Regions from separate parts of the Mus musculus genome. Here region 2 is linked to region 1. Evidence: chromatin loops called from intact Hi-C (ENCODE). Cell type or tissue: heart. All regions are shown on one strand. Each heading gives the region's core, and the rest is flanking DNA. Links, peaks and the distances in the headings are about the cores only.

Region 1 (15,301 bases), core at 5,455-13,454:
ACAAAGCAGGAAGTCAGGATACAGCTTCCTGAGACACCTTCAGCACCTTTCCAGGCAAGAGGCTGCCTTTACAGAGGGGTCCCTTTACTCCCAGCACAGTCACCACCTGTCCGCCTAGGTTGCTGGGTACAGGCTATGCCTAGTGCAACGAAAGGGCCATATTATGGCTAGGGTTGTTCCCCCACCCCATTAACCAATGGGGTTAAAGCTCAGCCAGCCCCACCCAGGCCAATGGCCGAGAGTGAAACAGGCTCACCTGCTTGGTGAGAAGTTCCATGCAGATGGCACCTCCACCCAGAACATACCTGCAGAAGAGGGGTTAGTCAGCTGTGCCTGGCCAGAGGTCCAATCCCTTCCACACCTGCTGCACCAGAACGGCCTATTCCCTCTGCCCAGCCACTCACCCTCCAGAGAGGACTGGAGACACAACCCTGACGAACGGTGGGTCAAAGGGGAAGTTATCCTGAGAGAGAGGCAGGTAACAGTTAGGGAGGGAGGCCGGCATCCTCACAAGACTAGAGGCAGACAGGGAAGGCTCAGCCAGGGACAGAACACTGAAAACAGGCCATCTTACTTTAAAGGAGAAGTTAAGTAGGATGAAGTCTGCTCCTTCCTTCTCCTTCAGGATCTGAAGATCATTGTGCAAAGCGCTATCCTGGTCAACTCTACAAAGCAACGAGTCTGGGCTCAGCCTGCCAGGTACTGACCAAGCAGTCTCCTGAGGGTTCCACTGCCCACACCTGCTCCTAGGATCCCACAACACACTGAAAGGGACAGGACTGGCCCTAGGGCTCCACCAGTCACTCCACTCATGTGGCTCCCTCAACCCTTCTCATCCCAGAGCTGCCACTCACTTGAGGAGTTTGACATTCCAGTCATAGAGACTGTCATTCACGAGTTCGACTGCATAGTTTCCTGAAAGGAGAGGAGGCACTGGCCTCAGTAAGATGGGTCTGGACCAAGGGGCAGATCCCTCCCTCCCTCAAGAAAAAGGCCCAAGCTGGGTGGTGGTGCAGCTTTTAATCCTAGCACTTGGGAGGTAGAGGCAGAGGTAGGTGGATCTCTGAGTTTATGGCCAGCCTGGTCTACAGTGTGAGTTCCAGGACAGCCAGGGCTACATAGAGAAAGCCTATCTCGGCAAACCAAACCAAAACCCAAACCTCAAAACCACCACCACCACCAACGAAAACCCCTCAAAGGGTCCAGGTTTGTTTCTGGATATGCACCAACCCATGCCTTGAGGAGTTCTAATCCTTGTCTGAAAAGTTTATAAGCATTTGTATGATCTTAGAAATTCTCAAGGAGTCCTTACCAGCATACTGTATCCTTTTAAAAATAATTACATTAATATGCTTATTACACGTGTATGGGTATGAAGTAGAGGCTCTGTCATGTGGGACTGGAAACTGAATTCAGGTCCTGAAACTTGGTGGCAAGTGTTTTTACCCACTGCTCCATCTTCATACTGTGTCCTTTTTGAGGGTATCCTGTGCAGCCCCTGTGCGAACTCACCGCCTTTGAAACTCTGTGATCGGTATATATCCCTGAGCTCCTTCATCAGCCGGTCAGTGGCCTGCACCGAGCCAGACACTGCACCCTGGGAACGAGGGGAAACACCATTACTCCTTAGTCTGGTGGGTAGACCTTAAGGCAGTCTGGACTAGGGATAGGACTGGAAAGATCCAATAAAGGAGACGGCTCTCTATACTGATGGGCAGTGGCCTGCCACTCCCCAGCCGGGACCCAACAACCCTTTGCCTTGCCTCTCTACAAGGCACGTACATTTAAGTAATCTTGCCTCTGGTTCTTTTTAATTTTCTCTAGGATGGCCAGGTTCTCTTTTCCGATGCCATCATCTTCAGACTTCTTGCCCTCGGCTGGCTCTTCCTCTTTCATTTCATAGTGATCTAGGTCTTCTGTATCCTGAGGCAGGAGTGCAAAGGAATGTTACCACAAAAGTAGTGGATAGACTTTTCCTCAGTCCACTTGTCCCAGAGCCCCAAGCCACCCCCCCTCCCCCCATGGTCTTAGCAGTAATTTCCCAGTTCTAGAAAACAGCTCAGCCCTATTAAGGCAAGTTTGTTTTTAGTTTTTGGAAACAAAGTTTCAAATAGCCCAGACTAGTCTTACACTCATTATAAAGCAAGGATAATCCCAATTTTCCTGCTTCCACCTGCCAAGTGTTATGGATGCAGGTGTGCACCTGGCTTTTATTTTAGACAGGGTCTTGCTGTGTAGCCTTTGCTGTCCTGGAACTCACTACGTAGACCAGGCTAGCTTCAAACTTGCAGGGATTATACTGCTTCAGACCCCTGAGTACTGAATTAAAGGCCTATGTCAAGTCTGGCCTTCCAAGGTAATTTTCTTTCCTTTCTAAATTCCTAAACCACAGCAGCAGAGCTACAAAGAGGACCAAGAAAGGGACTGTCTTCTTGTCCCTAGGAAAACCCTGCTCCAACTGTCCCTAAAATTCCTTTGGCAGCAGAAAACTCCCCAATTTCTAGATGAATGACTCTGGCTTGCAGTGGTGAAGGAAAAGTAAAAGCTTGCTTTACTAGGCTAGACTCTCACCCAGGAGTCCTTAGGACCCTAGGCCTAAAGGAGAAAACTAGGACCAGCTAGGTGGCTTGGCGGCTTGCTGAGAAGGCTGATAACTTGTGTTCTATCCCTGGAACCTACATGGTAGACAGAACTGACTCCTCAAAGTTGTCCTGTCTTACAACACATTTAAAAAATAAGAAAAAAAGAAAACTAGACCATAATCTTTTTTTTTTCCTCCCTACAAGAGCAGGACCAGAATTAGGTCCCTGGAAGCACTCATTGCAAAGATGGAAATGAGGTGGGCCAAAGCAAGAGACAGTACAACTTAACACTATAGTTAGCTCCTTATTCACCCCTGCTCTGAGGGAACAAGCAGCTCGCTGAGCAGAGGCCACACTGTGGCAACCTCAGGCCCACAGTCAGGTGCTGCGGGCGTGGCAGAGGCTGAACATCTCGAGGAAGGACTACGTTTCAGGGATCACCTGTCCACTGTGGGTCTGAAGATCAGTACAAAGTCACAGAGTATGGGCCCAGTGATAGGAAACAACATGATCAGAGACACCTTATAACAAGACATCCTGTACTAGGGGCAACATACAACAGCTTACTTTATAAAGTATTTATTCTTCTATCGTTATCTTCACTTATCATAGAAAAGCTAAGACCCAGTGAATTAATTTTCATTAATTTCACTAATAAATTTTATTAATTCTCCAGTCAAAGGAGACTTCACAGAAATAAGTTCTATCTGGCTATGAAGCGTAACTATGATTTACATTCTACCTAAAGCTTGGGTGGCACATGTCTGCAGTCCTAGCACTTAGTATGTAAAAGCAATAGGATCAACTCAGGCCATCTCCGACTACACAAGTGAGTGTGAGGCCAGCCTGGCTTACACAAAAATAAATCAATAGGAACTAGGGAAATGGCTCAGCAGTTAAAAAGCTGCTCTTCTAGAAAACTGGTTCCCAGCACCCTCACAGGGACTTACAACCACCTGTAATACCCGTCCCGGGGGATCTGATGCCCTTTTCTGGCCTCCACAGGCACTGCACATATGTAGTGCATAGATATTCACACAGCAAAAACATCCATACATATAAAAATGAGAACACAGTATCTATATTTTTTAAAGATTCTGTCAGGTGCACTATACACTACTTATTATCTGAAACTATCATGTGATACGTACGAGTCAGAATCCTATTTTATAAATGAGAAAACTGTACCCTAATGAGAATAAATAAAAGTCCCCAACTAGGACAATCAGGATACAAACTAGGGTCTGTCATGATTCCTGAAGCCATCTGAGATTAAGTTTGCCCAGTATTTACTTGTTTTAACACACTGGCAACTAAATGCTTTCAAAGAATGGATCCAGACAGTGATTTCCTTTACAGCAGGCCAGTCAGTCTTTATCCTATTGATATTGTTTCTTCCCCCAGTTTGAAGCTGGAGCTATTAATATCAAATGACCCATACTGATGACAAGCACTTCTTGCCAATGCCATCTTGAGTAGCAAGCCTACCTCAGGCATCTCTTCATCTTCATCTTCTGAAGACACTTCTTCCTGCGTGCACTGCAGTGGAGAAGGAGGCAAAGACGAAGATCAGACCCAGTGGGTGCTAGAATGCAGCATCTGACCTATCCTCTGGCCCTGAAGGTCTGGAAGCTGAGCACTGCCCATAAAGATGCCAGTTTCTCCCCCAGCCAGGTCTGAGTGGTAGCAAGAGCCCAAGGCATGGATGACTTTGATACCAGCCAATTATTCTCTCCCGACCACATGCCATAGCTGCTTTTGCCATCTATTCTGCAGAGCCCAACTTACCTTTCCTCAGCACCCTGCTCTCATTTGCTCTTCTCTAGAGCTCTAGTGCATTTCTCATCCTAAGCAAAGGGCCTGGGTTTCCAATAGCTATCAACTGCTATTGCTTCAATAATAAAATTCCCTCTCATCTCAACCGTCGGGATGCTGCCCGTGAGGCTGAGTTCTGATAGGGCAGAAGCAGTGAGTAGTGTCCCATTTAGCTAGATTCCCATCTGGAGAAGAAAGCGGCTGAGAATCACATGTGTGTTTGGGAGCGGTGGGGGTGGGAAGGAGCTACTGCAGCTCTGTTTCAATTACCAAGTATTTCTTAAGCACTCTTTGGGGTGACAGCCACAGGACCCAAAGCCCATTCCTCAGCTGCATACCTGCTCTGCTGGCAAGGGCTGATCCAGCATTTCCACATCAGGATGCTGAGGGAGGTTGTAGAGTTTACACAGGTCAGAGATGATCCTCTTCAGATGCTGCAAGAGCTGGGGGGAGAGACATTAAATACGTCTTTCCTACTACAATCTGGATAGCTGCATGGATGAGCTTTTAGCTTAGATCTCAAAATGGTGGCTGGTTCTCTACACTGGATGGACCTTGTGGTTATAGGAATGACTTTCCCTAGTGGACCTATCCTGGAGCTGCTACAGGACTCTGCCCCCTCTGGCTTCAGTAGGCAACTCTCCTAAGAAGTAAGGTCCAAGACATTCCACCTGGGGCACCACCCACTCTTCAAAACTAGCTGCCTCACAGGGAACGTTAGTTGCTGAAGCCTCTTCAGGAACACACACATTCCTCCCCACTGCCCCCCTCACCAAAGTATTCCCTTTCTTTATGTCCACCAGCCTCTCCAAGACAGCAGCCAAGTTAGGGTCATCGGACTCCACCGACCAGATGGGGGGCACAGCAGGGTATGATTCCTGAGGGGGAAACAGGAAGAGTGGTCACAATGAGAAACTTTACGAGAAACCAGTTTTTGCCTAGCCTTCCTTCTTCTGGTTCCTTTCTTCCCACCACCATGTCCTACACTTATAACCTCAGCTTCCCTAGAAAACTAGCCTGGAAGGACCATACCCAAGAAGCAACCTGCGGACTCTCTTCCTCTCAGAGTACAAACCAGGGAAAGCTGAAGACAGTAAAGGAAGCTCTGGCTCTACTGTCCTGCCTGCCTGCCTGCCACACTCCAAGTTCTCCCACACCAGGCCAGACTCCTTCAGTGTTTCCAAACTCAGGGGAGGGAAGATCACCTCATAACAGTCACACTGATGTGAAAAATGCAGGCTTGTAGCCACCAGGGGAGAAGGAACTAATAAAATAGTCTCCAAAGCTAGTAGCAAGATCCACCCCCACCCCCCAGAGTCCCTCTAAGACCCATTCTCCCTACCGCTCCCTCAGGAACCTGCCCTCATCCTGAGCCCAGGCATGGGCTGGGAGAACAGAGCCTATGCTACTGGCATTCCCAGCATTCCTGAGCCACCATGCCACAGGAGCCTGAACAGACTCCCCTCCTCTGCCCAAGGCAAGAGGGCCAGTGTAGGCCAAGTTTCTTTTAGAGGGGCCATGGGCACTGCAGCTGAGAACCCCCAAAGACAAAGATAGTAGATGGCCTTGGCAACCGAAAGGAAGCAGCTGGAGGAGGCAAACCTACCCGTAAGTGAATCCACTTAGCAAAATCCAATCTTTGATGTTTCAACACATGCCAAGGAAGCCTTACCCACTTCTACTGGGGATCTTAGCGATGCCACAGCTCTAACCAGTGCTGCAGGAAAAACAGTACCAAAGATGCTACAATCTTTACTTGACTGAGCCACTCCTGGTGGTCCTAGCTTGGTGAGGTAAGCCTCAGCTGGGATAGATGAGGCCCCATCAAAACTCAAGTATCTCATTATTACTCCACTCCCAAAGTTACCTCACCAAACCACGACCTGGTTTGGTGGCAGAAAGGGCTAGAAAACACCATGAAAAAAAAAATGAATCAAAGCCTCCAAGAACCACAAAATTCACGTCTGTCTTCCCCCCAGGCAACTCCCGTTTCCAGTGTGGATAAAGGTGCTCCAGGAGGGACAAGACCATTACAGTGGGCGTTATCCAACAACGTGAGCACTGTATCGCGCAGTACCAGCTGTTATAAAATTGCACCCAACAATTTCCTCAAGGGACACTAGGGAATAAAATAAGGCAGGACGCATGGAAGATGCCTCCTGACCAAGGATAGGTAGGATGGAACGATGCCTACTGGGGAGCGATGGCACTGCTGCCGCTCAAAACACACATTGCTGTCACCACCAGAAAAGGTGACAGTCACCTAGGATAAGCAGATGTGACCCCAGGAGTGGGGAGGAAGTGGCAAAGCTGCTACGAGCCAAGGCAAAAAGAGGAATTAAAGGTTAGTTACACCAGAGTTAGTAAGAGGAGATCCAACGTGGGGTCAATGAACGGCACTATTCTTTAGTGAAATTCAGGGAGCAAAGAGGGGTTGTACGAGGGATGCCTAGGCAGGGAGCCTACAGGTGGGTACATATAAGTGGAAAGAACTACTGAGAAGGGTCATTATGGAACCGGGCTGAGTTCCAGGCTACGTCCTTCCAGCACAGGCCTGGAATCTTATTAGAGTTGGGGTGGGGAGAAGAATGGGTCATTTCTAGGTGACATGGTAAAGTTGTGGAGGAGTAAGCAGAAGGAGCCAAAATCATAAAACCTGAGGTGTGGGTGGATTCATAGGAGGAGGTGGTTGAGGGGCCACATGTCCCGATGTCCCTTGCTCTCAGGGGTCAACAGTAGAGACTGTGACTGCACCACAGAACCTCAAGCTGAAGAAACAAGTGTAGCCTGGAGAGAAGGAGCCAAGCACCAAGAGGGGGGCTCTGGCCTCCGGGTCCTTCGAGAGCAGGAGGTTGTATGGTGTGATTTCGATCACCAGACAAGGGACCCCCAGCGTGGCGCAAGCGAGGTCCTCACCGTGATGTTGCAGTGGATGCGGACGGGGTCCCCCGGCACCGATCCCCGGGAGGGGAGATGGGGTCCGGGCGCAGCCCCGGCCCCGGCCCCTCCGGCTCCGGCCAGCAGGAACTCGCAGCTCAGCTCGTCCAGGCAGGCGCTGGCAATGCGGAAGCGCTCGTGGCCGCGGTGGAAGATGGACTCGAGCAGCTTCAGCTCCCGCCTCAGGCAGGGCCCTGGCCCCGGGCCCCCTCCCGGGCCGCCCCCGGCCCCCGGCGCCGCCCCCTGGACCCCCAGTTGCTGCCCCGGCCCCGGCTGCTGCTGCCCCTGCGGCTGCGGCTGCTGCATCCTCCGCTCCGCTCCGCTCCGGGGCCGGCGGGCCGGGAGCCTCCGGCCTCCGCTCCGGGCTCCGCCGCCGCCGCGGTCCGCACTTCCTGATCCCCCCTTCGCCAAGATGGCGCCGCCGCCACCTCCGGGACAGGCCCCCTCCGCTCGCCGGCCCACCCCCCCCACGGCCGCCGGAAGCCGCGCGCCCCTCCCCCTCCGCGGCGGCCCCGCCTCCGGCCTCACGTGACCTCTGAGCTCCGGCCCCCGGCACGTGATCCGCGCGTCTTTCCCGCCCCCCGGCCCGCGCCTGTCACCCTCCACATGTGACCCTAGGCCCTCGCCTCGCTGCTCGAAGCGCTTCCGTGCGTGTACGTGCGTCGTGCGTGACCGTGCACCGGGGGGCCTTTGCCAGCGCTTCCCTGTCACATGGCCGGCGTCTCTTGTCACGTGGCCGGTGCCTGTGTTCCCAGGGGCTCCCCGCGCGGGACTCTGGCTTCCTGCTTGCGTCCCGCGGCCCCCGCGTGCGGCGCATGGCCGTGTCTGTCCTGTATTCCCATGGGGGTCGTCGGGCCGGGTCACCGGCCTCCGCGTCTGCGGCGGGAAGGCGCCTTTCGCTACGGTCGGAGAAACGGACTTGGATCTCCCTGCGGTTCCTCTATGGTGTGTGACCTTGGGTTATCTACGCTCCTGGGGAGCCTCAGTTTCTCCATCACAACAATGGCACTGTACAAGACGGGGAGGCCTCTTTAGCCTGTTCCCAAAGGCTCTGTGCAGGGATACTGAAGTATCGAGTATGGTCGCTGGTCAGCTACGTCTGAGGGGACAGATGGTGCGGCTTCCTCCACAGAATCACAGGGCTTCGTTATGTGTGAGTGCAGAGTACTAAGCTAGGGGTTGCATAGACGACACCCACGCCTACCTGCTATTCTTCTTCCCACCTCGTCGCACTGATCCTGAACGGGGCTTGAAGTTTGCGGCAGTACCTCGTCGTTCCCACTAGGTGGCACTATCACAAAGGACAACGGAGGGTCCTGAAACCCAGAGCTGCAAACTGGCAGGTGCCAGGATGTTGTAAGGCCTGATGGGTTTGGGACCAATTCATCATGTGAGCCGTTGGCCCGTCTACCGTCACCACCTCTATGTTTTTTGGAAGCTGACTGTACCTTGGTGCTGGGCTACTGATTCACTCAGTGATGTTAGCAGAAAGCTTTACTAGGCCAAGTTTAACTCCGTATGTTTTAAGAAATTCGTGTTCTTTGAGCCTGGGGGGATGAGTGTGGGTGTGTGGGTGGGGCTGGTTTTTCTAATGACCAGAGCAGCCTGAACATTTAGCTGCATACCATCTTTGTGCCTATGTCCACAAGCTGGAAGCATAAAATACTAGGGTAAGCCAGTCCTAGCAGAACAGGGTTGTAGTCGCAACTATCTAGGAGAGTCAGAAGGCCAAGGCCTACCTGGATAACTTAGTAAACTCCTTTCTCGGCCAAATAACTAATAAATAAGGGCTGAGGGTGTGGTAGAATGCTTGCTTAGCTAGTAGAAGCTCCAAATTTGACACCCTCCCCCATCATCACACACAAAAAGAGTAATTGTAAAAAGTCTAATTTATCAAGCATTCCCCAAGCCAGGAATACTAAGCAAATATTTCTAACCCTTAACACCATTGCAAGGTGAGTGCTTTAACCTGTATTTTACAGATAAAGGTCAGGATGTATAGATACTGAGCAGAACTTCTAAGTCTGTCTCCACGTCCTTTACCCTGTTCTGTCTGCTTGCCTGCTTCCTTTATTGTTATTGTCAGGGTCTTGCTATATAGTCCAGGCTGGCCTGAATCTTATTCTCTTGTCTTAGCTTCCCAGTGCTTAACTTATAGGCACACATGCACCACCTTGCTCAACTCCCCTATTCTACTAGCCCCACACACTTCCTTTTAGAACTTTTCACAGATCACATGACCTTTAGCCCTTACCCAAGGAACTGGAACTTTAGGTCTTCCATGTCCCCAACCCCATATACAAGTTTTAAATGTATACATTTACTTATTGTCCTGAAGATTGAGCCCAGGGCCTCATCCATGCTATGCTTTGTCATTGAGAAACCCAGAAGTCAAGGTCAGTGGGGCATGGTGCCTTCTATTGCTACTTCACTCAGCATCTCAGCTCTTTTGGTTGCTGCTAAGCTTCATGTAAAATCATACCTAAGATAATTGGGCATGAGTGTGGTTGCCATCTGAACTGGAAATGAAGTAGATATATTTATTTAGTGAATGCAGAGGCAAGTGATTAAAAACAACCTACCCTCATGGAATTCATATTAAGGAAAATAGAAATTATAAAACCAGAATCTACAAAACAAACTGCCTTGTTAAATGTGGGAAATGGACAAATATTTACTGAGCACCTACTGTGTATGATACACTGAAGAAACAGCATTAAATGAAACAGATTCAGTCCTTATTTTCTCAACCTGACAGGAAATCAGACACTTGGGCCAGTCAGATGCCACACAAGCCTAGTGTCTTGAGTTTAATAATGTTAGGTACCCAAAAAAGTAGAAGAGCATAGACTCCACAAAGCTGTCCTCTGATTTTCACACACCATGCCATGGCCTTTGCCCCTCCTAACAATAAATACAAACTAAGCAAAGCAGACATTTAATGCACAGAGACACACTCAGGCACTGACTTTTAGCTGTAGTAAGTGCCTCAGAGGGGAAGACTAGCCATCTGGAAAGGAGTTCTGAATGAAGGACACTCATTTCTGAAGAGTGAGTAGCACGGGTGGAGCAAGAGCTGACATGTCTCAAGTTACAGAGTGTGAGAACACCAGCAAAGGCTACAAACTCAATTCAAATTACAATTAGATTTATTAAAACTGCAAGTGGGGTTTTAAAGCCACTTTAAAGCCACATCAAAGGCATGCTGCCAACAAGGGGTTAAGAGAAGGATTTTTTTGAAGGTGGAGATGACCATTATCTTGCTTCTGTGGAACTTGTAGCTGTGTAAGAAAGTTCTTAACTTCCCTCAGCTATGTGAGGCACCGTCTCTTTCCCCTTATTCACAGCTCTAAAGGGGATACCTCTGAAAACAGTGATAAGTGGGTTTACAGAAGCCAGGGCAAGCTGTTAATCATTTCACAGCAGTTACACCATTCTGTGGAGGGTGGAGTTTGCTAGGAGTTCATCTTTCAGAACTTTAGGGCAGAGCTCTGCCAGTGGGTATCAAAGAAGTACCTGGTACAGAATGCAGTTTCCTTAGCCATCACAATGGCACACAGGGTTTTAAGGAAAGATTATCAAACTGAAGGAACAGAAGAATAATTGGTCTAGAATAGAGGAGAATGATGGAGGTAGGGCAGGCAAAGACCAGATCTTGGAGCGTTTAGGGATTTGAGCTTATTGTAAGAACTGGGAAGATTGAAAGGTCAACAGAGCCTTAAGCTGTGGAAGCAAATATCAGTAGCAGCACTAACAGAGCTGAGCTTTGTGGGAAACCAAGGTTTGGTTCTGAAGTGGAAGGAGGTTAGGAAGAAAGGCATAAATTCTAAGACAAAGGAGGGGATCCAGCACTCAGGATGCTGAGACAGGAAGATCATGAATTTGATGCCAGCCTAAGCTACACAGACCCTGTCTTAAAAAAAAAATAAGGAAGAGAAATCGGGATTGTAGGGTTACCTCAATGGCAGAGTATAAACTGTTTTAATTTTTTTCTAATGTCTGCTTTTCTTACAAACAGTAACCAGTTGTTTTAACTTCTTAGCAGCCCTATAGTCCCCGAGTGGTGCACTGTAAGAGCTGTCAAACTTCAGCCCTTCTTTCCAGCCCTCAGCTGCCGTGTCATACCACCACAAGAGTTTTCAAAATGGCCGCACCACAACACCTCACCTGCTGTCATGAGCATTACCACAGGAGCTGTCCACGGTGACAGTGCCTTCTTTCCTGCCTCAGCCTGTGGCCATCATAAAATTAACATTAAAGGAAGAAGTTACTGCAGGAGCTGTCCACAGTGGCACTGCCTCCTCGCTAACCTCCCCACCAATCCCTGATCTTCCCCAAGCGTAGGACTTGAAATCCCACCAATCCTCACATTGGAAATCTGCCCGAAAAGTTCTAGCCCCTGAGAAATCCTATATAAGCCCTGCCCTTTGTTCAATCTCTGCTGTCCATTTCCAGAAGCCACCCCTGGATTTGTCCTTCCTTCTCCTGGATTCATCTCTCCAATCCCTTCATGAGATTTGCTGCCTGGTGTGACTCTTATAAGCCAAGAAGCGATGAAGAGAAGGGAAGAATTAAAGCAGGGGAGGGGGCTCAGCTTCCTGATCTCTTCAGCTCAGCTGGGATACCCTCCCCTGGGAGCTGCAGTGTCTCTGCTGAGAAGGCTTCAGGAATCTCAGAGCTGTGTGGCTCCTGGACTCCCATGTCTCGGGATGCCCTGCCCTTGAGACACTGCCCCACATCAGCTGTGCAGTTCCTGGGCTTCAGAGCCCCAGTAGATACCCTTCCACTGAGCAGAAATTTATAAGCCCTCGTCCTGGTTTAATCACTCGGCCCCTTCAAAGGTTTCTCCCAGCCCTTCCTCCCTCAGTTCACCAACAGTATGCTTAAAGAATCCCTTCTCTCAGTTTTCTCAGTACTGGCAACTCCAAACTATAGCAACTGTTCTAGCCTATCTGCTCAGCTCAGCTTCTCCTGGCTCAGCTGTCACCAACTGTCTTCTCTTTTTACTCTGTTAGAAGAATTCATGTTCAACTCCCTTCTCTTTTCCCTCTGCTAGCCCTGTGCTTTCTCAGCCTCAGTTGGCTTTTTTTTTTTTTTTAAATCTCCTGTTCCCAGAAATCCAAGAGGCAACCAACACTGAAGATCACAGGGTCCGGCAGTTCTAACAGCTAAGAATTCTTAAAAGGCCAGTTGACTAGCAACTAGGGATCCTTTAAAGGCCCAGGCTCACAAGACAAATCACACTACAACAGAGGGCTTGCTGAGCATGTACAATAAATAATACAGCCCAAGAATGCTTACTCAGATGAAAAGAGACTCGTGAATTAACGAATGAAGGATGATCACAAAGGTATAACACACTTGGATCCTCTTTGCAAAATGTCTAAAATGTACGTTTTATGTGTATATTTGTGTGCCCAAAATATGACAGCTGAGCAGTGGTGGTACACACCTTTAATCCCAGCATTCAGGAAGCAGAGACAGGCAGAGCCAAGTTTGAGGCTAGGACTGTCTACAGAATGAGTCCCAGAACAGCTAAAGCTGCACAGAGAAACTCTGTCTTGAAAATAAAACAATAACAAGCAAAACAGACATGAATGTTATTTTAAATAAGTGTTTTTATTAAAATGATAAAAATATTTATTTTTAAAAGTGTTATTTTAATAGTTTTAAATACACATACTGGGCTGAAGAGATGGCTCAGTGGTTAAGAGCACTGACTGCTCTTCCGAAGGTCCTGAATTCAAATCCCAGCAACCACATGGTGGCTCACAACCATCTATAATTAGATCTGATGCCCTCTTCTAGAGTGTCTGAGGACAGCTACAGTGTACTTACATATAATAAATAAATAATGCTGAGAATAAAAGTTATTTAAAAATACACGTACTATAAAATTTACTATTTGCATTGATACTATTATGTAATAATTTCCAATAACTAGTTTTAGAATTTTTTATTTTATGGGTATGAGTGTTTGCTTGCATGTACATATTCAGGTGCGGTGTGTGTATCTGTATCAATGGGTGTAATATCTGTGGAGGCCAGAAGAAGACATTCCATCTGAAATTGGAGTTGCAGGTGTTTGTGAGCTGTGATTGCTAGGAATCAAATTGGAGACGTCTAGAAGAGCAGCCAGTGCTCTTAATCACTGAGACATTCTCAGCCCCAGAAGCCCAAACTTGAAGAGACAAGGGGTCTCTTGTCTTTGAAGAGGAGGAATAGTGGCAGGGAGGAGAGCCTGATTATTTGTAATTGTTCTTTTACACAAAATCTGGGCGTTTATGTATCCAGATATGCGGACTATAGTTCTCTGTGTCATTGGTATACCTAAATATTTGTAGATACATAGTTTTGTCTCTTCCTTTGGAGGCACGATTTTGAATCCTCTCTGCTTTGTTACTTCGTGTTTTAAAGTTGGTCTTCATGAACACAAGTATTACCCTGATAACAAAAATTTAAAATGCAAAACACTTTAAATAAAGGAAATGTATTAATTTTAATGTCTTCAGGAGAAAACATTCCTTGTAATCAGGGGCACTAGAACTCTGCTTACTCTCTCTCTGTGTGTGTGTGTGTGTGTGTGTGTGTGTGTGTGTGTGTGTGTGTGTGAGTGTGTGTGTGTGTGTGAGTGTGTGTGTGTGTGTGAGTGTGTGTGTGTGTGTGAGTGTGTGTGTGTGAGTGTGTGTGTGTGTGTGAGTGTGTGTGTGTGAGTGTGTGTGTGTGTGTGAGTGTGTGTGTGAGTGTGTGTGTGTGTGAGTGTGTGTGTGAGTGTGTGTATATGTGTGTGTGTGTGTGAGTGTGTGTGAGTGTGTGTATATGTGTGTGTGTGTGTGTGTGTGTGTGTCAGGGATGATAATTCTGTGTTTTTCTCAACCCTGTATGGTTCTACATGTCTCCTGCTACCTGTCTTCTTGGGGAATATAGAAGGCATGTGGGTACAGATGAAGAGGGAGGATGTCCCATTCTCCTTTGTCACTTGTTGCTTATCTCAGTCAACTCATTACTTGCCAAGCTAGAAGTAAACTCAAAGCAAAAATCGAAGATTTGAGGAGACTGAGGCGTATAGGTTACCTCCTCAGGCTTTAGACAACTGAGTGCCCACCCCTCGAACCCATCATTCATATAGTCAGTGTCCCGCCCCCAGTCAGTCATCCATAGAGCAATTAAATGCCCCGACCCCCAAGTCTATCATGTACAAGATAGGAGATGTAGAAGTCTGTCATTTAGAAGGCAATGAATGGTCCCGAGTGTGTCATCTAAAAGGGGAGTAGCCTTCAGTCCATCATCAGGAAAAGAGTAAGCACTCCAGGAAGTTTAGCAACAGAAGACATTGTCAGCCTTCCTCCACCATGCTGCATCCACTGGAGATGCTGTCTCGGGATGTGGAATACCTGTGAGCTAGCCTTGCTATGAGTCAGCTCTGCTTTCACTTATGTCCTATCCAGTCCTTGTTGCCTTCCCTGCTCCCAGCTTCTACAGTGCTCATGTTTGTCTTCCTATAACAGTCAGCACAGTGTCTAGTAATCTTCTACTAGTGTGGTCTCTTTAATATCTGGAACTAAGTCTTTTTGATCATTGCCTCCTCTGTACCAAACAATTGTGAGCTCAAAGGACATACTCAACCTGTGTTGATCTAAATTGTTGAAGACAGATCTAACCCTTGAACCTTTCCCCAAGTGATGTGACTGCACACACCCTTTGCCTTCTTGCTAGGCTTCACTGTGATGTGACTGCACACACCCTTTGCCTTCTTGCTAGGCTTCACTGTGATGTGACTGCACACACCCTTTGCCTTCTTGTTAGGCTTCACTGTGATGTGACTGCACACACCCTTTGCCTTCTTGCTAGGCTTCACTGTGATGTGACTGCACACACCCTTTGCCTTCTTGCTAGGCTTCACTTCTTGGTGTTCAGATCTCTTTCTGAATTAGTTATTGTACACACACATACCCTGCCCTGGACCT
Region 2 (15,301 bases), core at 4,831-12,830, 310 kb after region 1:
CATCTCCGTGGTTCTCAATGACCCAGTCAAAGTTCCCAAAGTTGTCCAGACCACACTCTGACTCAGCATCGTCCACCCCTGGGAGGAAGAACAGAGGAGTCAGACTCCAGCCCTCCACCCTGTGCCTCTCCTCTGAGAACCTCTGGGAAGTAGGTGTGGCCTCCCACCAGGGGCTGAGCTCCCAGGCAGCCCCTGATGAAATCACTCTGCTCTGACCATCGCCTACTGAGAGAAGACTGGATCAACAACTGCAGACAACCCGAAAGGGCTTGACACTGTTAGCCCAGGCTGGAGCCTGCTGGGAGGCTGTGTCCTCAGGGCTGGAAACAGGGCCTTGAGAAAGAGATTTGACTTGTCTGGGCCAAGGCCCTCATGGGCCATGAGTATGGGAAGAGCAGCATTCACACGGGAGTTGTAAAGCATGAGTCTGTAAGAAGGAGTGTATAAACCACCAGACCCAGGCTGCCCTGCTGGAGCATCCAAGGGACACGCTGTTAGCTTTCACACTCATTAGATCTGAGTGTATCCAAGAAACAGTGACCTGGGGCAGGATAGAGGCCCAAGCTGCCCTTCAGAACTGTCTGCAAAGCAGGTCCTGGACTGGTACCACTGAGGCCCCTGGAAAACTTCCTGTCTGGCCCCATGGCTTATCCAGGGTTGGTTTGGCTTGCTCACCAACCACTGTCAGCCCCCAAAGCCTAAAGCACACAAGAATGGGGCTTTAGCCAGAGAAGTCCACTGGCCTCAACAAGACAGCCAAAGGAGACACTCTATGAACTTGACCTTCTACCAACCCATTCCTCAGGCCTCAGGTTCCCCTTTACAGCCTCTCGCTCACTCTCAATATTAGCCTAGAGCACAGGGGTGGCCGAGCTGTGTGCTGAGCCATGGGGGTAAATGCTATTCGCCACCTACCTGGTGTGAACACCCAGCCCCGTTGCTGTCGACTCTGCTCCGAGGCCACTACTCGGACTGTCTGTATCACAGCCCCATAGGCCTCCTGAAACCACTGGATGTCAGATGTCCTCCGTGTGTCACTCACCAGCTGCAAAGAAGAGACACAAACAGGTGACCATTAGGAAAAAGTGCTATAGGGAGGAAAATCTGGAGGTAGGGGGCGGGGGGATGGGGGGAGCCCCGCTACTGAAGCCAGAGCAATGGTGCAGCTCACTGAACAAACACCTCTGAGCACTGTCACCTGCCAGGAAGCATGATCGCTCAGCTCCAGTACTAAGTAAAGGGCACTGCAAGTACTCTGCACTCTGCCAGGCACTGAGGATGGTATCATAAGCTAAGTACACCTTGCCCTGCTCTCTTGGGGCTGGAACATACAATAGAGCAGGAGATGCAATAACCAGGGGCCACAGTGCTGACTGATGAATGTCAGCCGGGACATGACTGGAACATAGCTCCTCAACTCCTGCTCTCTCCAATCCTGACCCTTCCTGTCTCTGCTCAGAATCAAATCCTTGTCCTTCTGCCCCAGAACCAACTCATCACCTGCTCAACTCTGAGTGGCTCTATCATTAAAATCCATGTAAAGCTGACCCCTTCTTGGGTCTTTCCCAGCTCTGAGGCCAGCCTGTCACTGGACGATCTACTAAGCCTCTGCGCTTCAGCACTTACCTGCCCTTCAGCAGCCAGAGCAAGCCAGTTAAATCCTTTGTTTGGTTTTGAAACAAAGTATCACTGCCTAGCCCCTGCCGGCCTCAAAACTGGTACATAGTGAAGGCTAACCTTCAATTCCCTGCCTTAGCTTCCCGAGAGTTAGAATTACTGGCATGTGCACCTATAATGTGCATCTATAATGCCAGATGTGGGAGTGGTGTGTGTGTGTGTGTGTGTGTGTGTGTGTGTGTGTGTGTGCGTGCGCGCACATGTGCCTGTGCATGTGTGTAGAGATAATTCAAAGCAGTCAGTTTTCTCCTTCTGCCATGTGGGTCTAGGGATCATACTCAGGTCTTCAGGCATGACAGCAGATGCCTTTAACAACTGAGACATCTCACCAGCCCCCACCTGGCATTTTTTTTTTTTTTTTTTTTTTTAAAGAGTTATTTATTTATTATATATAAGTACACTGTAGCTGTCTTCAGACACTCCAGAAGAGGGAGTCAGATCTCGTGATCGGATGGTTGTGAGCCACCATGTGGTTGCTGGGATTTGAACTCCTGACCTTCGGAAGAGCAGTCGGGTGCTCTTACCCACTGAGCCATCTCACCAGCCCCACCTGGCATTTTTATGTGGCTTCCAGGGAATCTGAACTCCAGGGTTTTATTCATTAAGCCATCTCTTGTCTCAGGTTTTTTTTTTTTTTTTTTTTTTTTGGTTTTTCGAGACAGGGTTTCTCTGCGTAGCCCTGGCTGTCCTGGAGCTCACTTTGTAGACCAGGCTGGCCTCGAACTCAGAAATCCGCCTGCCTCTGCCTCCCGAGTGCTGGGATTAAAGGCGTGCGCCACCACGCCCGGCTTTTTTGTCTCAGGTTTTTAACCCCACTCTTTCCAAGAACTATGTCCAGACACTAAAACACACTCCACCATTGGCCTACACCCTATTAATTAAGTCAACTGCCCTTTGATTCCTAAACCATGTCTTTCCTCTTCTTAGAATTTCTCAGCGACTCCTAGACTCTCCCAAAGCCTTATAACCTTTGTCCTTAACCTCCCAAGGCTACCACAATGGCTGCTTCTCAAACAGAAGGAATGGACCCCTCTCTGGCTTTCATATTCTCGTCCCTCTCTCTAGAAAGCTACTTCCCTAACTACCCATTCAGCTCACTTCACTTCCTTACAGTCATGCTCTGACCTCGCCTTAAGAACGAGGCCTTCTTAAGCCTCAAAAAGCAGTCCTTAGACAGCAGGCCTTAAAGAGCAGTCCTTCACCAGCTGCCCACACCACCATCTATCTTGTTTGACCCCCACCCCCACCCCTGGCACCACCTACATGTCTCCCCAAATCCTGACTATAACGGGAAGTTCCTTGAAGGTAAACTCTTCATTCTATTTTGAACCAGCATTCCCTAAGAACCTAGAGAGGTGTCTGGCAAAAGGAGACACTCACTCAGAATTTACCACAAGGATGAATAAGGACAGTCCAGTGTAGGGTCCCTGTGGGCTAGTTAAGACCTGGGGAGGTGGGAGCAGGAGAATCAGAGGATGAAAGTCACCTTGACTACATAGAGGTCCAAGGCCAGCCTGTGTTACATGAGACCCTGTCTTAGGAGAAAGAAAAGGGAAAAAAAATTAAAAAGGAAAAAGAAAAGACAATGGTAAGCCGGGCATGGTGGCACACGCCTTTAATCCTAGCACTCAGGAGGCAGAGGCAGGTGGATTTCTGAGTTCGAGGCCAGCCTGGTCTACAAAGTGAATTCCAGGATAGCCAGAGCTATACAGAGAAACCCTGTCTTGAAAAACCAAAAAAAAAAAAAAAAAAAAAAAAAAGAAAGAAAGAAAGAAAGAAAGAAAAGACAATGGTGTATATCAAGGAAGGCTTCCCAATGGAGGTGACATGAAAAGTGTCAGAGTAAATCAGGTAAAAAGGTCAGGAAGGGGCAGCTGGGCAGGAAAAAGACACGCAAAGGCATGATCTGCTAGGTGTGGTGGTACACACAGTTAATTCAGGCACTTGGGAGGCAGAGGCAGGTGGATCTCTGTGAGTGTCTGGGGCCATCCTAGTCTACAAAGTAGCTGGCCCTGACAACATAGTAAAACATTGTCTAAATAAATAAATAATAAAACAGAGAGAAAAGAAAACAGAAGGGAAGGCAAGAAGGAAAAAAAGCAAAGTCACAAGTACATAACTGATGTAAGAGACGCTGGCGGCTACAGCTCTGTTAGGATGGAGAGGAACTCGGGAGCGCCAACATTCACATCAAAACTCGGACTTTACTTGTGTTGGGGGGGGGGGCGGTTACGAGCACATTCTCCACATTCCACTGATACACTTTTTACTTTTTAAGTCACCCTGGCTTACTTTTTAAGTCACCCTGGCTCCTGTCCAGAGATGGCCTACAGAGGCAGGAGGACTTCTGAGATGCTAGAGAGGTGGGCGGAAGGACATGGACAGAAGGTAGCAGTGAAGATGAGAGATGGCCCCAGGAGAGGGTTGGGAAGACCTGTTTTGTACGCCAAGGCCGAGCCCCCTTACCCAGATAGGCTGGGACACGCCTTCCACAATCTTCCGGCAGAAGAAGCCTGGGTCTGCCTGGCGCTTCTGCTCCCCCCAACAGATCATGTCCCTCCGATAGGTCTCCTTGTAGGTGCTCGCATCCAGAAGTCTCTGGAAGTCCAAGCCATGCTCCTGCAATGCAAGTCCATCTATGACACAGTCCCACCATCCTTCCTGAAGCAGGAAGGATCAGTCCTACCTGGCACCTCCCTGCAGTCACTAGCCAGCTTGGACAGTGACAAAGGCAGTCAGGAGGCGAGCCTCACAAAGGGAGACCCCCCCCCCCAAGATACCCAAAACTGGGAGGTCTTAGATAATTCCAAAACTGTTTGACATGTATGGTGTCATTTTCTCTTCTGAGGGTTTCCTCCTCCCAATTACTTCTGGCTTAAACTAATCTTGAAGTTAGTTTGCAAGCCCTGGGCACAAACTTAGCCTATAGTGTTCCAGTCAGAAATCTTGTGTCCTTCTGGCATCTTTTGCCTCCATGAAAAACCCCAGAGAGATATGTCTCCCTTCTCCTTTCCCATACCCAACGTCCTGGCACTTGGCTGAAATAGCATTGCTTCATTTGGTTCTGGGCATTCCTAGGACCTTGTACACCCAGAGGAACCCTCAGACAGGAGGGGCTACCCTGACCCCCAGGGAGCTGCTTCTAAGCCTTCCCTCCTCTTCTCCAGAGACAATGACAAGCAAAGGCTCTACCTAGAAGGTGCCAGAATAGAAAGGTAGTATCCAAAATATAACCCATAGCCAGGAGGTGGTGGCTCACACCTTTAATCCCAACACTCCGGAGGCAGAAGTGGGTGTATCCCTATGAGTTTGAGGCTAGCCTGGTCTACAAAGAGAGTTCCAGGCCAGCCAGAGATATATAGGGAAACCCTGTTTCAAAATAATAATAATAATATTAGTAGTAGTAGTAGTAGTAGTAGTAGTAGTAGTAAAATAACAACAACCAAAATTCAAAAGAGATGCATTTGTTTGCAATAAAAATCTCTTCTCTGGATTTCTGAGTTCCAGGCCAGCCTTGTCTACAAAGTGAGTTCCAGGATAGCCAGGGCTATAAAGAGAAACCCTGTCTCGGAAAAAAAAAAAAAAAAAAAAAAAAAAAAAAAACCAACAACAACAACAACAAAAATCTCTTCTCCTCCCCTCTTCTTCTCCCTGTGCCAGCCAGCACTGCGGATCCAGTGGCATCTTTTCCAGCAGTACAGAAACTCACATCTGGAACATCCCTCACAGCTGGAACAATGTTTAAAGGGGCAAGAAGCACTTCATATATGTACCTAAAGAAGATATACTTTTTTTTTTTTTTTTAGACAGGGTCTCACACCATAACCTGGCTGGCCTGGACTCTCTTTGTAGACCAGGCAGGCCTCAAATTCACTGAGATCTACCTGCCTCTGCCTTCCAAGAACTGAGATGAAATGCATTCACCACCAGGTATAATTCTAATTCTCAGTCATTAGTATGGTTTGTCCCCACCAAATCTCCTGTTTAGCCTTGTCCCCAATGTGGTGGTATTGGGACATGGTGCCTCTGAGGGATTGTGGCTCTTAGAGAGGACTAATGAGTTTCCACTTCTGTGGGACTGGATTGGTCACCCTGAAAGCAGGTTAATATATACGGCTCCAGGCCTCTCTCCTCAGTCCTCCTACCACGTGATCTTCCTTTTGTCCACTGTCCTCCCACCATAAGGCCCTCACCAGAAGCTAAGAGAATGCTAACACCATGTTCTTGGACCTTCACAACTGTGTGTTATATATCTCTTTTCTGTACAAAGTACCCAGTCTCAGCTGCTGTGTTATACCAAAGCCACACTGACTAGGCCCATCTGCACACTGCTCTACGTCTCGCTTTCTGCCCACCTAACCATGTGTCCTAACAGTTCATGTGCCTAAACTTCTTTGGGGGAAAGGTGTGTACCTGTGCGTCTACACGCGATTACAGGTCGGCAATCTCAGATATTGCTCCATCCACCTTGAGGTTTTTATTTTGTTTTTGAGAAAAGGTCTCCCACTGGGACCTAGACCTCACCAATTAAACCAAGTTGGCCGGCAAGCAAGCTACAGAGATCTGCCTGTCTCTGCCTCCCTAGCGCTGGGATTACAGCACAATTGCCTGGCTTTTTCTGTAGGTACTCAGGATAGAAATCAGGTCACAGCAAGCATTTTATCAACGGCACCCTCTTCCCAAGCCCCGAGAATCCCAGGGTTGCATCAGGCCAGGTGGGTAGCAGAGTATGCCAGTGTGACATAGTTGAAGAAAGGGGATTATAGTACAGATCCTGTAAGTTACGAGGCATCAGAGCTGCCAACTCAAGCGCCTACAGCCCTTCCTGGACCCCTTCCTTTTCTTGTTTGTCTGTCCTTAAGATAGGACATCAGATCTAGACTCTCTTGAGCCAGTGACTCAAGCAGTAGCCATTTCTCCAAGAGCAGGCTCATCCCAGCGCCCCCAGAAGCCACAAGCCACCACCTACCCGAGCATACTCCTCCTTGAGTGGACCAGAGAGCCGCAGGAGAGCACAGATGTTACCTCCAAGTCTATGGGACAAGGAATCAGACCCAGTTAACCCTGCGCTGCCAGCAGTCTCCAGTATCCAAAAGAGGAGCGTAGTGCCTCTGTTGCTCATTTCTACCGTAGGAATTTCTACTCTTGGCCTCCCCTTCTCTGATCCTCTTTGCTCACTGATAAAATAATAGCATCATCTGCCCTACCGTCACACAGGACTATTACAAAAGTCAAAGGCATATAAAAGAGCCCTGAACAGGCAGAAGGCATTAAATAATTGCCATAGGAAACTCTAGACCTGCTGATGTTCTGGTTGGATCAGGTTTATGCTGGGACTCCAAAGGCAGCATAAACCTCTCAGAGCCACAGAGACCTTAGTAAACGTTGACCTGGTTACCGCAACATTAATAATTTGCCCTTTTGAGATACTCAGTGTACTTACAATTGTTTCCTGTGTGCTATGAAATAGGTGCTCCCCGCTTTAAAAAATCATTTCTGGGTGGGGGGGGTCAGAGGACAACTGGTTTGACAGCAAGTGCCTTTGTCTGCTGAACCACCTCACTAGCCTGGTTCTTGTTCCAGATGAAGAAAATGAGGATGAGTGAAGAAAGTTAACTAAAAGTAACATTGTGCCAGGTGGTGGTGGCGCACACCTTTAATCCCAGCACTTGGGAGGCAGAAACAGGCGGATTTCTGAGTTCGAGGCCAGCCTGGTCTACAAAGTGAGTTCCAGGACAGCCAGGGCTACACAGAGAAACCCTGTCTCGAAAAATCAAAAAAAAAAAAAAAAAAAAAAAGAAAAGAAAAGTAACATTGTGGGTAATGAAACAGTAAATTAAAATAGCCAACACTGTATTCCGGGACAGGCTGGCTCCTTTGATTCTTTTAGCCATCCCATGTAATGCCCATTTAACAATAGCAGAACTTGACTAGAACAGATAAGACATCTGCAGTACACCATCCACTAAGCACTGAGCCAGGCCGTGAACTCCCAGCAGCCGAACCCCATCCATCGTCTAGGCTTCCGGCTGTTCTTCTGCCTATGTGTGGAGCTAAGAACAAGTAAAGTTTAGACACCGATGGTGATTATTTAGTGGTAAAGGTTTGGGGTAAGAACCTCAGCCCAGGGCTCCCCTGAACCTCTTGGAATGGCTGTGGTACCTCACACGTGGTGTCCTGACCACCTTGCCCTTGGAGAGGAGCCCCAGCATTCTCTCTCCCCCTTCTCTGCTTTCCCAGCCCAAGTTTCCAGAAGAAAACAAAAAACAGTGTTTCCTAGAATATTTTCTTATCACTTAAGAAAAATAAAAGGCTGGGGGAAAGGCGAGCCTCAGAAGCCTGACAGTCTTAGCTCAACCCCGAGAACCATGCTTTCTTAAAAGCTGAAGATGGGCCAAGTGTGGTGGCACATGCCTTTAATCCCAGTGCTGCTCTTCTTACAGACCAAGGCTCTATTCCCAGCACCCACATGAAGGCTCACAACCATCTGTAACTCCAGTTCTGGGGATCACCTGCCCTCTTCTGGCTTCCAAGAACACTCGCACACACCAAGGCACAAACCCACACCCATCACATAAACACATCTTTGAAAATAAATATCTAGAAAGGAAGGACAGAATGAGTGAATGGTGTTTCCAGGCAGGGCAGAGTGAGTGAACGGTGTCTCCAGGCAGGCCAAGCTGAATTTAAATCCTGAGTTTGCTACTTTATAACCCTAGCAAATTTAAAAATTTTAATACTAAAAATTCACCATGTTGTCCACTCTGGCCTTGAACTCCTACATGTATGAGCTCTCCCTGCTGCTGGACCACACACACACACACACACACACACAGAGACACACACACACAGAGACACACACACAGACACACACACACACAGACACACACACACAGAGACACACACACACACACCAGGTTTTAGCTCCTAAGGGCCCCTGCTTCTGCATCTGTGACATGGGATTGCTAATACCACTATTTGGTAAAGAAGCTAAATAGGTTAAATGAGATGATATAGACGCACAACACCTGGCATAGAATATTCCATAAATTCCTGCCATTGCAGGGTGTTCTGGGCAGATTCTCTTTGCAGCAGACACACTCAGGACGTGGTCTTGAAAAAAAACCTTTACAGTCTTGTTAGTCTCCTTATCTAGGCCAGTTACCTCAGACCACAATCATCAAACAGGAATGGCACGTTGAAGGTGCCAGCATAGTAATAGTAGTAATTCATGTTTCTTGAAGGCAGAGCTACATCTTCATAGATCTGCAGTGGCAGTCCCCTAGTTCTTTGAGGGAGATTTGTGCAGGCTGCTGTTTTACTGACCGTGAGGGTCTGCCTTCCCCTGCCCTGTCATCCTGTCCCTCCTTGCCCTCCACGAGCTCCCTCCATAAAGCCCTCCATCACTTGCGGTAGCGCCCTTCCTCGGTTTCCCTGCACCCGCGGACACCTGCTCTTCAGCCTCTCGGTCACGAAGTCCTTCCCGGATTTTCTCTTCCCGCTAAACAGCAGCACCAGACGCGGGGAGGCTCCGAGCGGGGCCATGGTGCCACCAAGCTTCACCAGGCCTAAAGCTGACACTTCGGACCCCTGAAATGCAGCCAAGCACGAAGTGGACCCGCTCAGTAGAAGCAAAAAGGAGGAGGGATCCCACTCCTTCTCCACACTACACAGCCCACATCGAAACCAGCGCGCAGAGAATGGGCGTAGAAACTGGAAGGGAAAGAGCCTTGCAGCCTAGTATCTAAGTACCTTTCCCGCCCCCCCCCGCCCTCCCCCCCCTGCGCAGCACGCACTTAGAACAGTCCACGCCCGCCCAGATGTGACGTCATGGCCCCGCCTTCTCGGCTGACAAGGTGAGCCGAGAGTGACGCTGGAAAGACTAGCCTCAAGTTCCCTTCTACACAACCGGCCAAACATAAAGATAAAGAAAAATAGTAATGTTGAAGGCATTTTCAAATCTGCCTTTTAATTTGTACGTTATAACTCATGCTCTAAAGCAAATATGTGTTTGCCCCGCACTAAAAATAGCTCTTTCCAAAGAAGTAACCAGACAATGACATGATAGGGTGTGTTTCTTGACGTCATAGCGAGGGAGGGGTTTAATGAACAGTATGCTATTTCACTGTTGAAAAGGTTTTGTAACTGCTGAAGCCTCCAGCTGGAACTAAGTGATCTTTTCTTTAGCCGCATACTCCTCTCCAAAGCTTTTCAGAATCTCGAAAAAGAACATTGGTGACATTAGTAACTTAGGTTAAGGAGTTTTGACGCCACTCTGAACAAGATTACCCAATTTCCTCCGGAGACCAACATCCAGCCAGAAGTTGAGAGGCAAAACTAAGAGTGTTCTGACACCTACTTACTGTTATCTGTAGATATAAATTGCTGTCCTACATTTTTCTAAGCTTATCAAAATAAAGCCTGCAGCCTATGACTGCCTCCAGTGTATAAGACTGCAAAGTCTTGTGAAAACCAAAGTGAAACGTAAAGAAACTCTTAGGAAAATCATTTCTTTGCGTATTCGAAAGAGGCTTCGGCGAAGAGATGACTCCGCAGCTAAGAGCACTGGCTGCCCTTGCTGAACACCCACCTAGCCGCTCATAACCAGCTGGAACTGCAGTTCCAGAGGACCTAAAGCCCTCCCTTAGCCTCTGTGGGAACTGCATGCACGAGGTACACAGACATACGGGCAAAACACATAAATCATTTTAAAATAAAGAACAGGAGTGGTCAGGTACAGAAAGAGTGGACCGGGGAGGATCGCCAGAACTGAGGATGTCTGTCTGTTGATAGAGCCTCTGCCTAAGCCTAGGTTTGAGGGCCAGCACTGAATAAACTAGGTTTAGTGGCAAGTGCCAGCCAGCACTGGAAATGGAAGCAGACAAATTCCAGGCCAGCCTGGGCCATAAAATAAAATAAAATAAAATAAAATAAAATAAAGAGAAGGAAGTGAGAGGCTTGGTAAACAGAGGAAAGCAGAACTGTACAACAAAATACTTTGTAAACTTTAAAGTATCCACTCACAGCAGACTGTTTGTTTTAAGCACTGTGATTTCACAGTTTGTAAGTCAGCACATTGTCCCACCTCTGTGCAATAAATATTTCTCTGGGTCCCACCGAAAGCTGGCTCTCACCAGGCCAACGAAGCCTATATAGGGTGAAGTCACTTGTGGCCTCCTGCTCACTAAGCCCTCACTCAAAAGAAATCAGAACTTCCACCCAGAATTCTGAACCTGCCTGACATAACTCACCCCTTCCTTCAGCCCCACCCTGGAATCAAATTTCCCTGGAATTCTAGTCCCAATCACAAAACTTCCGAATGTATTTGCCTAAGCCAGGCAATGGTGGCACACATTCTTGATCTCAGCACTCAGGAGTCAGAGGCAGGAAGATCTCTGAGTTCGAAGCCACAGGGTGATTCATAGCCATCTGTAACTCCAGTTCCAGGGAATCTTGACAGCCTCTTCTGGCCTCCATAGGCACTGCGTGTATATGGTGCACTAATATACGTGCAGGCAAAACACTCACATACATAAAATTAAGTAAGGGGCTGAGAGACTTGTATCAAGGTCTAGACCTCTAAATGATGAAATTAGCTCCATCTGGTTCCAAAACCAGATGTTTTCCAGTCCAGAGTATGAACATTTCCCATCCTGGATATACCTGCCCAGCCCCTTCCCTCTGCTTCTTACCCCAAACTGCATTCCATGCTTTCCTCAGATGCTCAAAAGCATACCAAGTGCTATCAAAGGCAGGGCCAGGAACAATGTGGGTGGAGTCGGGTGGTGTCTCGAATGACTGATCAAGAAGTGAAGGAAAGAATGGGTGCTCCATGGGGGAGACCAGGAGGCCAGGACTTCCCCCTAAGTTAGAGGGGACCTCTATGGATGCATATACCCAAGACTAGGACTGCACAACCACATACCCAATTGCTCAAGGTCCTGGGGCAGCTCCTAGAGGCCCCTTCTTCCCCCTGCCTCCCTCCCAGACCCTCCCACCTGCAGTCCGACCCGCTGCTGCCACCGTGTGGTCACAACCATACTTCTCTGAAAAGAGCTATCTGCAAGAAACAAGAACCAGGAGGAGCCTGACCTGTAGTGCATAGCTCCTCCAGACTCAATTCAGAGTCTAGACTTAAAGACGTGTGTGTGTGTGTGTGTGTGTGTGTGTGTGTGTGTGTGTGTGTGTGTGTGTGTGTGTGTGTGTTGGAGGTGGGGGACTGGAGAGGAGAAAAGAAGAGCACACTCCAACACTCTGGCTGGGCATGGTGGCACATGCCTTTAATCCCAGCAAGAGGCAGGTGGATTTCTGAGTTTGAGGCCAGCCTGGTCTACAGAGTGAGTTCCAGGATAGCCAGGGCTACACAGAGAAACCCTGTCTCAAAAAACCAAAAAAAAAAAAAAAAAAAAGAAAGAGCACACTCGGACTTTTAGCCTGAGCTCAACTGCCCTGGGCTCCTCCTGGCTTGACTCTGTCCTAGCAAACTTTGGGAGCCTGCACAAGTTGCTATTCTCTGGGCTTTCTCCACCTCTGAAAATGATACTCAGTAAAGACTCTTCCAGAGCTGACCGTCTACCCACAAGTCAGAGCCACTGAGACAGAAGCTGGTAGACAGGGGAAATGCTTCCCGGACCAGGAGCCCAAGGAGCAGGGGTTGAAGCTTCTTTTGTTTCTTCTCCAAGTGGCAAGTGACACACAGATCCAGGGAGAGGAGCCAGAGAGAGCACAGAAGGGCTGAATGAAGCTCAGGGGAAGTGCTGGCCCTATAGGCCAGGCCCTGGGTTCTTTCCCAGGCCCTTGCAAAATAACATTATCTGCACATAGTTAGTTCAGATCTGACTGCTTGCTTGACTGTGTGAGATGAGGAAGCCACAGTCTCCTGTGGTCCAAACACTGCTGCCTGGGCCATTGTGTTCTCGTTCTCTCTCTCTCTCTCTCTCTCTCTCTCTCTCTCTCTCTCTCTCCCCACCCCCCAGTGTGTGTGTGTGTGTGGTGTGTTTCTTAAGAGCACTGACTGCTCTTCCAGAGGTCATGAGTTCAAACCCCAGCAACCACATGGTGGCTCACAACCATCTGTAATGAGATCTGACTCCCTCTTCTGGAGTGTCAGACAGCTACAGTGTACTTATATATAATAAATAAATCTAAAAAAAAAAAAAAAAAAAAAAAAAAAGAGTCTCACTCCCTTCAAAATCTATTTCTCAGTGAGCTAAAAGGACAGAAAAGAGGCTGAGCAGTGGTGGCACATGTCCTTAATCCCAGAAGAGGCAGACAAAGATCTCTGAGTTTCAGGTCAGCCTGGTCTACAGAGTGAGTTCCAAGACAGCCAGGGCTACACAGAGAAACCCTGTCTCAAAAAATAAAATAAAATAAAATAAAATAAAATAAAATGACAGAAAAACATTTGAAAAGCTAATGGCTCCGCTGGCCCCTCCTAGCACAATGCCTGGGTGAAGGCCCGCAGCCACAGTCCCAAGCAGGCCGCCCTGTGGGACCTGGCTCTCCAACACTTTCCTCTCCACCCTTAGCCTGGAAGCTTCAGGTTTCTGCCTGTACTCCTGAGTCACAATAGGGTCTCAGCAATGACCTCAGGGAATGACACAGCCCAATCAGCTGGGCATCTCCACGATCAGTGAAGGTTAGTATCTTAGGTTAGTAACAACTTCTACTACCACCCCCCCACCCCACCCCACCCCACCCCGTCCCAGAGGAAGGAAGAGGGTCAGATAATGTAAAGGGCTACAGAGCTTGGAGAAAGGTGGAGGTTGACCAGCCTTATTGTAAACCCAGAACTTTCCCCATCCATCCCGCCCCACCCCACCCCACCCCAGCAAACCAGCTTTTGTTTTCCCTCCCCCTTTCCTGACACTTCTTGAAGGCACTGTCATCCATTTGTCCCCAGGCTAGGAGGCCAAGTGTCCTTGATTCCTCCTTGTCCACATCCCATCCAGCCTGGCCCACACTAAAAGCACCTCCTCAAACAAGCACAGTCCAGTTCCCATTTCCCATCCTCCACCCATTCTTTAGGCTTCCGCTTCCACTTCTGTGCTCTCTGGATGCTTCCCTTGCCCTCCGGTGCCTTTGGGATACCCTCGCCCTTCCTATACAAAAGAGTCCCCTAGGACCCACAGGTTGTTCCCCCACACACACCCCCCACACACACACCCAAGCTCACCTTTGCCCCTCCCACATCACCAAGTCCCTGCTGTCTCTCACCAACTGCCTCCGAGGCCACTCTCCAGGTCCTCTCCGTGCGTCAGCAGAGGCTTCCTGGCAGCATTAAGCAAATACTGCTAGCATTTTGCTTGTGTTAAGCTAATCCAGTTAGTATGAGGGTCAGGAAGCAGGGCTGCAGCCAGGCTTGAGACCGGTGCCCTCTCCTCCCCGTCGGAAGCTCATGGGCTCTCCTGGTTTCCCCTAGAGGTTAGAATTAAAACCACTGCAGGCTTCTGGTTTTTTACTTTGAAGTTACAGGTGATTGTGAGGCACCATCTAGATGCTGTGAATTGGCCAACCTGAGTTGTCATAAAATAACCAAAAGGAAATGAAAGCTGGAATAAATAGCCAGTGCTCGCCGCGCCGCATCTCCTGAGCCATCTCTCCAGCCCCAACAATAATACAGTTGGCCCTCTGTATCAGTGTGCTCCAATTTATGAAGTCAGCCGACCCCATAGTAAATATTTGAGTATATATGCATACTCAAAATTAGTAAATAGTAAAGATATGGTATATGTTAGGTATATACCAGACCTGCAACAAGCGGCGGAGGTGCTGAGGTGCCCATTAACAGTATGCACCTATCACGCCATAAGCAGGACACTGAAGGAAGAGAAGCTTGACTTCTGGTCGGCCAGCTTGGGCTACATAGTGAGAAATGGCTCAAAACTAAAAAAGAAGGCCAATGAGATGCTCAGCAGATAAAGGCACTTGTCACCAAGCCTGACAACCTGCTCAGTCCTACAAGGCCACAAGAAGAACCAACTCTTGGGGAAGTTGTCCACTGAACTGCACGCACAACGTAGCACTGTATGCTTCTCCACACACATAAATAAATAAGGAGGTAAGGAGGGAGGGGAGGCGGAGGGAGAGAGGAGAAAGAGTAATGTTAAAGTTAAAAGACAAGTGGGTCAGAGTGTGTTGGCACACACACTCACGGAGGCAGAGGCAGGCAGATCTCTGAGTTTGAGGCCTGTCTGGTCTACAGAGTGAGTTACAGAACAGACAAGGCCACACAGAGTAATCATGTCTAGAAAAACCAATCAACAAACAAACAAAAACAAGAAACAAAAGAAAACAAAAAAACCAACACCCCCTCCCACAAAATAGTAAAAGAAGCAGTGGCCCTCCCTGTGGTTCACGCCTGTAAACCCCGAAGCTAGGGCCAAGGCAGAAGAGCTACTGATGGAGGCCAACCTGAGTTGTCATAGAATAACCAAAAGGAAATGAAAGAAAGCTGAGACGGAACAGGGTAAGGAAGAAATTAAAAAAAGAAGGTGGCTGGAGAGATGGCTCCACGGTTAAGAACACCAACTGCTCTTCCAGAGGACCCAGGTTCAATTCCCAGCAACCACATGAGTATATGTAACTCCAGCATCTAACACGCTCACTCAGATATCCATGCAGG

Evidence for each region. A loop is a pair of places that touch in the nucleus more often than their neighbours do. Peaks named below come from ENCODE experiments on the same cell type or tissue, not always from the same donor. Only the 100,000 strongest peaks of a DNase experiment are listed, where the experiment ranks them.
Region 2: a loop joins it to region 1, with 10 times the contacts of the local background. A loop is called at or near these places in 7 of 42 quality-filtered maps.

Annotation. Positions count from the first base shown.
Region 1 is chr3:89,766,051-89,781,351 of GRCm38, reverse strand. Ube2q1 (ubiquitin-conjugating enzyme E2Q family member 1) reads right to left here and starts at 7,743. Exons shown (of 13, transcript NM_027315.4): 1 at 7,314-7,743; 2 at 5,171-5,275; 3 at 4,736-4,840; 4 at 4,071-4,121; 5 at 1,783-1,923; 6 at 1,513-1,597; 7 at 855-915; 8 at 575-665; 9 at 405-463; 10 at 257-305. The coding sequence starts at 7,640. 4632404H12Rik (RIKEN cDNA 4632404H12 gene) reads left to right here and starts at 7,952. Exons shown (of 2, transcript NR_130957.1): 1 at 7,952-8,850; 2 at 11,790-13,841. In heart, for the core only: a CTCF peak has its summit at 8,604 (motif pointing right); DNase peaks (open chromatin) are centred at 6,591, 7,991 and 8,601; H3K4me3 peaks cover 3,694 bases; H3K27ac peaks cover 2,558 bases.
Region 2 is chr3:89,453,291-89,468,591 of GRCm38, reverse strand. Pmvk (phosphomevalonate kinase) reads right to left here and starts at 9,474. Exons shown (of 5, transcript NM_026784.3): 1 at 9,128-9,474; 2 at 6,647-6,710; 3 at 4,144-4,296; 4 at 916-1,045; 5 at 1-78. The coding sequence starts at 9,222. In heart, for the core only: a CTCF peak has its summit at 11,691 (motif pointing left); DNase peaks (open chromatin) are centred at 9,501 and 11,681; H3K4me3 peaks cover 1,965 bases; H3K27ac peaks cover 2,341 bases.